Regions from separate parts of the Homo sapiens genome. Here region 1 is linked to region 2. Evidence: read pairs that join two places in POLR2A ChIA-PET (ENCODE). Cell type or tissue: Panc1. All regions are shown on one strand. Each heading gives the region's core, and the rest is flanking DNA. Links, peaks and the distances in the headings are about the cores only.

Evidence for each region. Peaks named below come from ENCODE experiments on the same cell type or tissue, not always from the same donor. Only the 100,000 strongest peaks of a DNase experiment are listed, where the experiment ranks them.
Region 1: POLR2A ChIA-PET joins it to region 2 with 12 read pairs; 7 of 35 experiments call an interaction of 5 or more read pairs at or near these places.

Annotation. Positions count from the first base shown.
Region 1 is chr5:76,803,384-76,808,759 of GRCh38, forward strand. No RefSeq gene overlaps it. Among named protein-coding and RNA genes, the nearest start is that of F2RL1, 13 kb to the right of the region's middle. RefSeq lists enhancers at 352-1,551, 2,155-2,738, 2,739-3,320, 4,485-5,068. In Panc1, for the core only: no CTCF peak of the experiment used is centred there; DNase peaks (open chromatin) are centred at 1,134, 2,818 and 4,116; H3K4me3 peaks cover 1,500 bases; H3K27ac peaks cover 4,461 bases.
Region 2 is chr5:76,854,047-76,859,422 of GRCh38, forward strand. The region is part of intron 1 of S100Z (S100 calcium binding protein Z); the gene reads left to right. Among named protein-coding and RNA genes, the nearest start is that of S100Z, 6.7 kb to the left of the region's middle. RefSeq lists an enhancer at 1,962-2,111. In Panc1, for the core only: no CTCF peak of the experiment used is centred there; no DNase peak of the experiment used is centred there.

The DNA.
Region 1 (5,376 bases), core at 217-5,216, 51 kb before region 2:
CCTGAAGTCATTGAGAGTGGGTGGAAGTGGGTGCACATGTAGCATGAGGCGGGCTTAGATGGGTGCACTGGCAGTTCACTCATTGTCAAAACAGGGAGGGCAGGGTACATCGTGGACACCTCTGTTGGGGGAACATGTGGACATTCTCTTCTGACCGCTTCCCATTCCTTCCTGCTTTGTCTGTATGTTGTCATGCTGCTGTTTGCATCAACTTTAAGATGCATCTTTTTCATATTTTAACGTCAACATGGTGAAACTGGAATAAATCTTAAAATCAATGGAATGTCAGGCTGGGTGTGGTGGCTCACACCTGTAATCTGAGCACTTTGGGAGGCAGAGGTGGGTGAATCACGAAGTCAGGAGATCGAGACCATCCTGGCTAACATGGTGAAACCCCGTCTCTACTAAAAATACAAAAAATTAGCCAGGCGTGGTGGCGGGCGCCTGTAGTCCCAGCTACTTGGGAGACTGAGGCAGGAGAATGGTGTGAACCTGGGAGGCGGAGCTTGCAGTGAGCCGAGATCGCACCACTGCATTCCAGCCTGGGCGGCAGAGTGAGACTCCGTCTCAAAAACAAAAAACAAAACAAAACAAAACAAAACAAAAAAATCAATGGAATGTCTAAGTGTTGGTATTTATTTCTTCCAGGTGCTACATACAATGCAGAAGGCTTTTTGTCAAAGGTAACTTGGATATAGTGAACCGTGGAATGTTGTTACTTTGGCTCCAACTAGAGCCCTCTGTTGCAGCGGGCAAAGTGGGGTCCTGCAGATGCTGTTCACTTTGACAGTTGGGAAGAGAAGCCAACATCTTTATAATAGTAACAAACTTTGGGCTAGGGCTCTCTCTTTATTACACATACATTCACCCCAAGCCTCTGCAGACAGCTCCCAGGTGTCTGGGGAGGCCAGAGAGGGGAGGCCGGCCCTCTGCCCACCAGCTCTCCCAAGAGTGTGGGACACCCTCTGCCCACTCTCACAAGAGTGTGGGAGACCAAGGACAAGGCGATACTTGGCCCACACCTGAAACTGGACAGAAACTCCTGACTCAGAGGCCAAGCCTTCGGCCAAGTCAATAAGAGCTGGGCCCCTGTGTGGTGAACACATCCTGTGTGGTGACGACAAGGAGAAGTCCAAGGGTCTGAGAATGGGAGCAGTGTCACGGCATTGCTGGTGGGGTTACTTCTCCAGCATTGTCGACTGTTAGTAGGTGTGACTTTTTACTTCTTGGATGCGTGGGAATGACTTTTTACTTCCTGGAGGCGTGAGGATGGAGCTCAGACCCTTTTCTGTGGTCTGAATCTGGGAATGGTTCGGGAGGTTCCCTTTGTCCATTTGTTCATAAGACAAATAGTTGGGTACTTACCACACGCTGTGCTAAGCACTGGATACGCAATTATAAGCAAACCCAGACCGAGCCTCTGCTCTCAGAGCTTTTATCTAGTCATGGAGATGCATTAATGAAATAATAACAGTAAAAGGTTTCTTTTTTTTTTTTTTTGAGACGGATTGTCACTCTTATTGCCCAATCTGGAGTGCAATGGCCCGATCTTGGCTCACTGCAACCTCCGCCTCCCGGGTTCAAGCGATCCTCCTGCCTCAGCCTCCCAAGTAGCTGGGACTACAGGCATGTGCCACCACGACCGGCTAATTTTGTATTCTTAGTAGAGATGGGGTTTCTCCATGTTGGTCAGGCTGGTCTCGAACTCCAGACCTCAGCTAATCTGCCCACCTCGGCCTCCCAAAGGGCTGGGATTACAGGCGTGAGCCACCACACCTGGCCACAATAATAGGTTTTAAAAACCTACTTTAATGAAACTGTGTGCCAGACCCTGTTTTAGGCACCCTACAAATATTAACTCCTGTTATTAGTATAATAATCTAAGAACTGCTAGATGCAGTGGCTCACTCCTGTAATCCCAGCACTTTGGGAGGCTGAGGCGGGTGGATTACCTGAGGTCAGGAGTTCAAGACCAGCCTGGGCAACATGGTGAAACCCCATCTCTACTAAAAATACAAAAATTAGCTGGGCGCGGTGGCATGTGCCTGTAATCCCAGTTACTTGGGAGGCTGAGGCAGGAGAATCGCTTGAGCCTGGGAGGTGGAGGTTGCAGTTAACCAAGATTATGCCATTGCACTCCAGCCTGGGTGACAGAGCAAGACTCTGTCTCAAAATAAAGAAAAAAAAAAAAAAACCTAAGAACTAGGTATGATTAATATCAACCCTGATTTACAGATAAAAAAAACTGAGGCACAGAGAGGCAAATTTGCCCAAGGTCACACAGCTCATAAACAATGGAGTTGAGATTCCAACCCAAGCAGTTTTGCCCAGGAGTCCCAGCTCTTAGCCAGTGTGGCTAAGTTGCCTTTGTTATTCTGTCCAACTCAGTTATTCTGATATAAAACTCCCTTTGAGGATGGAAATGACTGTCAATGGAAAAAAAAAACAACAAAAGCTTTTAAAGATTTAAAGTTAGTTTTATTCAGAAGTCTTACTGAGGGCTATAGACCAAGGCCTGTAGCCCAGGAGCAGTTCTATGAGACTGCTGGGGCACAGTATCTCAGCCCATGGCCCATATACAGGCGGTGGGGGTTCAATATGTTCAAAGTCACATGAGACTTGCTCAGAAGTTGCATTCAAGCAGAATCACATTGACGTTTCGGTGTAAGAGCACAACTGGTTATAGATTACAGAGGCATCATCACTGACCTTGTCAGAGGTTATCTTATGTGTAGGCAAAGACAAACACTGCGGTCATTTATCTTTTAAGGAATATAGTGACTCAGGCAAGAGATGTCCTGTTTTGTCTTCTAAGCATCTTTCCAGAGAGCTGTGTGTAGACACAGAGTCAGGAGCTTCGAGAAATTAAGCAAGCAGAAATGAGCAAACATGACTTCTTAACATTTGCTACTTTGTCTCATATGACTCACCAAGGAAGAAGGGATTTTAGCATCTGACAAGCCAGCTGTAGCTTTGAAGACTGTTTAGGGAGCCTGCTGGGCACTGAGTAATAAGCAATTTGCATCGCACTTCTGTAGTATCTTGCATCTTGGTTTCTCTTCCCATCCTCCTCTTCATAGCTCCCTCCTCTTTTGGCTCATCCACCGCTAACTTAGTCTTTGATGCTTTTACTTTGACCCCCAGGACTTTCCTGTTGGAGTGAGCAGGTCGGTTTTCTTTGAGCTGTGCAGCAGCAGTCTCCTTGGCTAAACTCAATCCAGCACAGGACCACTCCCAAGAAAGGAGCTGCTCAATATGGGCAGAGAGGTGGGGAGTGATGGGGGGTAGAGACTGAAAATCAGATGTTAAGAATAGAAGCAGGCCGGGTGCGGTGGCTCAAGCCTGTAATCCCAGCACTTTGGGAGGCCGAGGCGGGCGGATCACGAGGTCGGGAGATCGAGATCATCCTGGCTAACACGGCGAAACCCCGTCTCTACTAAAAATACAAAAAAATTAGCCGGGCGTGGTGGCGGGCGCCTGTAGTCCCAGCTACTCTGGAGGCTGAGGCAGGAGAATGGCGTGAACCCGGGAGGCGGAGCTTGCAGTGAGCCGAGATCGCACCACTGCACTTCAGCCTGGGCGATAGAGCAAGGCTCTGTCTCAAAAAAAAAAAAAAAAAAAAAAAAAAAAAAAAAAAAAAAAAGGAAAAGAAAAGAATAGAAGCATTAGCTGGGTGTTGTGGTGCATACCTCAAGGTTGAGGTGGGGGATTCACTTGAGTCCAGGATTTTGAGGCTGCAGTGGACTATAACATGCCACTATACTCTATTAAAAATAAAAAATAACAATTAAAAAAAAAAAGAATAGGAGTAGCTCTAGACCAAGGTTGTGTATCCTGGCCAATGAAATAGAGTCTTTACACAACCTGTCTTTTCCACAGGCTAAGTTCAGTGGGCCCCGAGCTATTCAAAACTCAACACTTTTGCAATAAAAATAAAAGTTCCTTTAGTACCTTCCACGTTACCAAGCCCATTTAGAGTTCTGATCTCCTTTGGCTTCAACAACAACCCTGGGAGGTATTCCTGGGAGAACACAGAGGTCTCCCAGTCTTCAAAGCTACACACTTCACTTGTCAGACACTAAAATTCCTCACTCTTTGGTGAGTCATTTGCATTTCTAAAGTGAGTTTCCTTTCAGAATAGCTGGGCTGAAATGTGGTTGTAAGTGACTGGGCATTAGAGCTGGCAGAACACAACAGAGACTGTATGCACTTTCAACTCCAGACTCTTCCACGACCTCTTTCTACCTCTCAGACGAGGTAGTGCCTGGCTGCAATTTTTCAAGAACCAAAACTTGAATGACTGCCATCATTAGGCTCTAAAGTCAAAAATTGGCCTGAATTCTCCCCCCAAAGAAATAAGCACCTAATATTTTTCTTCGTATGCTGAAAATTCAGGGAAGCTCTGATAACACAACCATTTAGCGTTACATGCAAGAAATGCTTCCACTTAAGGTCAAGAGTTTGGCATCTGCTTCCTGAAGCCCCTTCTGAATCATGTTATTTCTAACAAGAAGATATGAATTGTCTATATTTCATAAGATATAGTGAAGATTAAGTGAGAGTTGTTAGTCCATTCATTGTGTTCCCCATACCTGTTAAAATTTTTTCCTTCCAAAATTATTATGCTCTCTGTATTAGACCAATTATAGAAGCAGCTGAGGACTTGAGAAGTATTGTAAATAGAACAAATTTTGGCTTTAGCTGGGAAAGGAACAGAGATTCAGTCCCTTCTTATTGAGTCCAGAATTGGTGGTGGATCTGGATTCAGGAAATCAGGCAGATGTTGGAGCCATTTCACTCCCTGCCCCCACCCCTGGCCCAGCATACACAGCAAAGCTCCAAAGACCCAGGGTGCGTTCTGCAGGCAGTTCCTTCATATGCTAATGAACAGTTACAAAAGCTGAACAGCAGGACCAAACTGGTTTCTGTGGGCCCAAGCAGCTGGGAATTACTGCCCTACCCTTCTTCCCAGAGATTTCACAGACCCTCCTTCTTCCACATTCCCACCAGCTGTCCTTAAATTGCCAGGAACCCACCTGTTTTAACTCATCTCTCTCGGCCTGTGTGGCCCTCAGTTATCTTTCTTATCATATCCCGACACTCTGAGTTCTACAAGCCCCTCTGCCTCTGCTTCCTCTCCTTACCACCCCTTCTCACAGGCCTTTGTCTTTCCTTCAGGTGCCCCAGGGATTCCAGGCAAACAACAGCGTCTGACCAGCCCCATCAGTACTAAGCACTCTTGAGGGGGTCCCAGTGGCAGAGCCCATAGCCCGTTAGCCTTTTGAATATTCACAATGTTCTTAGAAGGCAGGTAACATATCCCCATTTTATAAGAGAAAACAGGGCCAGGCGCGGTGGTTCATGGCTGTAATCCTA
Region 2 (5,376 bases), core at 278-5,277:
GGCCTCCCCAGAAGCCAAGCAGATGCTGCTATGCTTCCTGTACGGCCTGTGGAACTGTGAGCCCATTAAACCTCTTTTCTTTGTAAATTACCTAGTCTCAAGTATTTCTTTATAGTAGTATGAGAATGGACTAATACAGAAAAATAGTACCAAGGAGTGGGGCATTGCTGTAAAGAGACCCAAAAATGTGAAAGCGACTTTGGAACTGGGTAACGGGCACAGGTTGGAAGAGTCTGGAGGGCTCAGAGGACAACAGAAAGATGAGGGAAAGTTTGGAACTTCCTAGAGACTTGTTGAATGGTAGTGACCAAAATGCTGATAGTAATATGGACAGGGAAGGCCAGGCGGAGATGAGGAACTTATTGGGAACTGGAGCAAAGGTCACTTTTGTTGTGCATTTATCAAAGAAGTTGGAGGCATTGTACCCCTGCCCTAGAGATCTGTGGAGCTTTGAACTTGAGAGTGATGATTTAGGGTATCTGACAGAAGAAATTTCTAAGCAGCAAAGCATTCAAGATATGGACTGGCTGCTTCTAACAGCCTATGCCCGTTACAGGAGCAAAGAAATGACCAGAAACTGGAACTTATATTTAAAAGGGACACAGAGTGTAAAAGTTTGGAAAATTTGCAGCCTAGCCATGTGTTAAAAAAGAAAAGCCCTTTTTCAGGGGAAGGATTCAGGCAGGCTGCAGAAATTTGCATAACTGAAAGGAAGGCAAATGCTGATAGCCAAGACAATGGGAAAAGGCCTCAAAGGTATTTCAGATATCTTCCAGGCAGCCCCTCCAATCACAGGCCCAAAGGCCTAGGAGGGAAGAATGGTTTCATGGGCCAGGCCCCAGGGCCCCATCACCTACCCTGTGTAAGCAGGCTTGGGACACTGCTTCTTGCATCTCAGCCATTCCAGTTCCAGCTCCAGTTCCAGCCATGGCTCAAAGTTCCTGCCACTTCAAAGGTTGCAAGCTGTAAGCCTTGGTGGTTTCCACATGGTGTTAAGCCTGTGAGTGCACAGAATGCAAAAGTTGAGGCTTGGAAGCCTCTGCACAGATTTGAAAGGATGTATGGCAAAGCCTGTGTGTCCAGGCAGAAGACTGCCCCAGGAATGGAGCCTTCATAGAGAACGTCTGCAAAGGCAGTGTGGAGGGGAAATGTGGGGTTGTAGCCCCCACACAGAGTCCCCGTTGGGGCATTGCCTAGTAGAGCTATGAGAAGAGGGCCATTGTCCTCCAGACCCCAGAATGGTAAATACAAGGACAGCTTGTACCTTGTGCTTGGAAAAGCTGCAGGCACTCAATGCCAGCCCGTGAAAACAGATGCCAGCCTGTGAAAACAGATGCTGTACCCTGCAAAGCTTCAGAGGCCAAGCTGCCCAAGGCCTTCGGAGTCCACCCCTTGCAGCAGTGTGCCCTGAGACTTCATGTGAGACATGAAGTCAAAAGAGATTATTTTGGAGCTTTAAAATATTTAATGACTGCCCTGCTGGGTTTCAGACTTGTGTGGGGCCTCTGGCCTCTTTTTGGGGGCTGATTTCTCCCTTTTGGAACAGGAGTATTTACCTAATATCTATACCCCCAGTTGTATCTTGGAAGTAACTAACTTGTTTTGATTTTACAGGCTTATTTGTAGAAGGGAGTTGCCTTGTCTCAGATGAGATTTTGGACTTTGGACTTTGGACTTTTGAGTTAATGCTGGAATGAGTTAAGACTTTGGGGGACTGTTGAGAAGGGATGATTGTATTTTGCAGTGTGAGAAGGACATGAGATTTGGAGTAGCCAGAATGATATGGTTTGGATCTGTGTCCCCATCAAATCTCATGTTGAATTGTAATCCCCACCATTGGAGGTGGGGCCTGGTGGAAGGTGATTGGATCATGGGGGTGGAGTTCTCATGAATGGGTTAACATCATCCCCAAGGTGCTGTTCTCATGAAAGTGAGTGAATGAGCTAGCATGAGATCTGGTTGTTCAAAAGTATGTGGCACCTCTCCCCTCTCTTTCTTCCTCCTCCTTCCTCCTCCTCCGGCCACATAAGATGTGTCTGTTTCCCCTTTGCCTTCTGCCATGACTGAGCATTTCCTGAGGCCTTCTGAGAAGCAGAAGCTGCTTGCTTCCTGTACAGCCTGTGAAACTGTGAGCCAATTAACCTTCTTTACTTTTTTGTTTTTGAGATGGAGTCTTGCTCTTTCACCCAGGCTGGAGTGCAGTGGCATGATATTGGCTCACTGAAACCTCTGCACCCCCTACCTCCAAATTCAAGCGATTCTCCTGCGTCAGCTTCTTGAGTAGCTGGGACTACAGGTGCATGGCACCACACCTGGCCAATGTTTGTATTTTTAGTAGAGATGGGGTTTTGCCATGTTGGCCAGGCTGGTCTCAAACTCCTGACCTCAGGCGATCCACCTGCCTCAGCCTCCCAAAGTGCTGGGATTAAAGGCATGAGCCACCAAACCCGGCCTAACCTTCTTTTCTTACAAATTACCGAGTCTCAGGTATTTCTTTACAGTGGTGTAAGAACAGACTAATACGCTTGCTGACAAAAGTATTGTAACTAGTATAGCCATAACAAATTCAAGTCCAAAGAAAGAGAACCGGAAGCCACAAACAATTTAATTTTTTCGGAAGAGTTTAAGTATAAAAGCAAGATAGGCAATAGCTGGCTATGAAAAACACTGGCATGTTGCAAGAAGTTTTAAGTCTATGTTCCAGGTGAGTGGAAATAAAATTGTACTGATACGACTCTCAGGGGCCTTGGGTTAGGATTGGGGAAGTAGAGTTGAAAATTGAAATAATTTAATTTATAGGTAAAACCATCACAGTAGATGAAATTGCCTAGGTTGACTATGTAGAGCTCTGGAGAAGGCTCACATCCAAAGGGCAGTTCTTAAAAGATAAGGCTGTGGCTTAGTAAAGAACATGAAGGAAGAAGAATTAGAGAACTTGGAGGAAATCCAGCATAGTGAAAGGTCACAGAGGCTGGGCATGGTGGCTCATGCCTTTCCAGCACTTTGGGAGGCCAAGGCAGGCAGAACACAAGGTCAGGAGTTCAAGACCAGCCCGGCCAACATGGTGAAACCCCGTCTCTACTAAGAATACAAAAATTAGCCAGGCGTGGTGGCAGGTGCCTGTAATCCCAGCTAGTCGGGAGGCTGAGGCAGGAGAATCGCTTGACCCTGGGAGGTGGAGGTTGCAGTGAGCCGAGATTGCGCCACTGCACTCCAGCCTGGGCAACAGGCAAGACTCCATCTCAAAAAAAAGAAGAAAGAAAAGTCACAGAAACCAAGTGAATAGAGGCTTTTAGAAAGGTAGGAATAGGGAACAGTATAAAATACAGCCCAGTAATATGAGGATGCACATATCAAGTGATACCCGTGCTTCCATATATATACTCTCTGAGATGGCATTTTGTCAGAACTGTCTTGGGTAGGATTTGCCCCCACCTCCCGTCCTGCCCCCATTTTTTTTTTTTTTTTTTGGAGATGGAGTCTTGCTCCGCCACCCAGACTGGGGTGCAGTGATGAGATCTTAGCTCACTGCAAACTCCACCTCCCGGTTCAAGCAATTCTCATGCCTCAGCCACCTGAGTAGTTGGAACTACCGGCATGTGCCACTATCCCCAGCTAATTTTTGTATTTTTTTAGGAGAGACGGGGTTTTGCCATGTTGGCCAGGCTGATCTTGAACTCCTGACCTCTAGTGATCTGCCTGCCTTGGTCTCCCAAGGTGCTGGGATTACAGGTATGAGCCACCGTACCCAGCCCTATTCTTGTTTTAATAACCAAAGCTGCAGTCTTCTACAAGAAATTTCTTACCCAAGAGTTTTTAGAAGTAATTAATAAGTTTATAATAAAATGTAACTCCATGAGCTACTAGGAACTTCTTTCTTATTTGGTATTAACTACCGTTTTCCTTAGCTAACTTAAAAAGTGGCTTCTGGGAAGTTTTTATTTAAACAGAAGTGATAAAGCCTGTACTTGCTAAAAGATGGGACTGCCAGAACCAGTTTTGCTTTGTCAGTTATCTTTTGATATAAGGTATAAGGCAGGGAGCCCCTCTCCTGAGGCTATCAAAATGAGGTTCCAGAAGTGTGTGAGAGTGCAAGGGATTCCACCACACTCATTTCAGGCTTCTGCCATCTTCTCTTGCCAGTCCAGTCATGGCACCAACTGGCTTAGGGAACATGTCAAGAATGAGATGATGGGCTAAGTGCGGTGGCTCACACCTGTAATCCCAGCACTTTGGGAGGCCAAGGTAGGTGGATCACCTGAGGTCAGGAGTTTAAGACCAGCCTGGCCAACATGGTGAAACCCCGCCTCTATTAAAAATACAAAATTTAGCTGAGTGTGGTGGCACTTGCCTATAGTCCCAGATACTAGAGAGGCTGAGACAGGAGGATCGCTTGAACCTGGGAGGCAGAGATTGCAGTGAGCTGAGATCATGCCACTACATTCCAGCCGGGGCAGCAGAGTGAGACCCTGTCTCAAAAAAAAAAAAAGGGGGTGATGGGAAATGGCTGATCCAACTTAAGTCCAGCGTGCCCATCATCCATTGTCCTGCCTGGACGATGACAAGTAGGGTGGGGGCTAATTGTTACACAGTCTAAAACACAAAGTCTTCACAATTAGCTTCTAAACTTTTATTTCACAATGATAAATTATGTTTATAAATGATTAAGATTGGGAGTTTTTCAATTCACATCCCTATAGAGAGATGATACAAAAGAAACACTGTAACTTCCAAAGAGAAATATCTTAACTTGGTGGATACACAGACTATAAAATAATCTGAGGCCCTGCTGGATGGCTCAGGCCTGTAATCCCAGCACTTTGGGAGGCCCAGGCAGGCAGATCATTTGAGGTCAGGAGTTTGAGACCAGCTTGGCCAACATGGTGAAGTGTTGTCTCTACTAAAAATACAAAAAAAATTAGCCAGGCATGAGAGTGCACGCCTGTAATCCCAGCTACTCAGTAGGCTGAGGCATGAGAATCTCTTGAACCCAGTAGGCGGAGGTTCCAGTAAGCTGAGATAGCACCACTGCACTCCAGCCTGGGTGAAAGAGCGAGACAGTGTCTCAAAATAATAATAATGATGATGATAATCTGAAAGATTATTAAATTATAGCCAGAGAGTTTGCATTGGCTGGAGAGATGTAAATATTAGAACATATGATGCTCATATAATTAGGAGTGAAATCAAGATAGGAGGAATATATCCTTATTACAGGAACTTTGGAACCCAGTGTTGACTAAGATTAGGATTCGGAGCTGCTTTCACCACCACACAACTATGTCTGAACTGCTGAGAAAAGAAGGAGTTAGCACATTGAAAACAAGAGAATGCTCTTTCTAGAATCGAGGTCTTTTGGAGACAGGTAGTATTAAA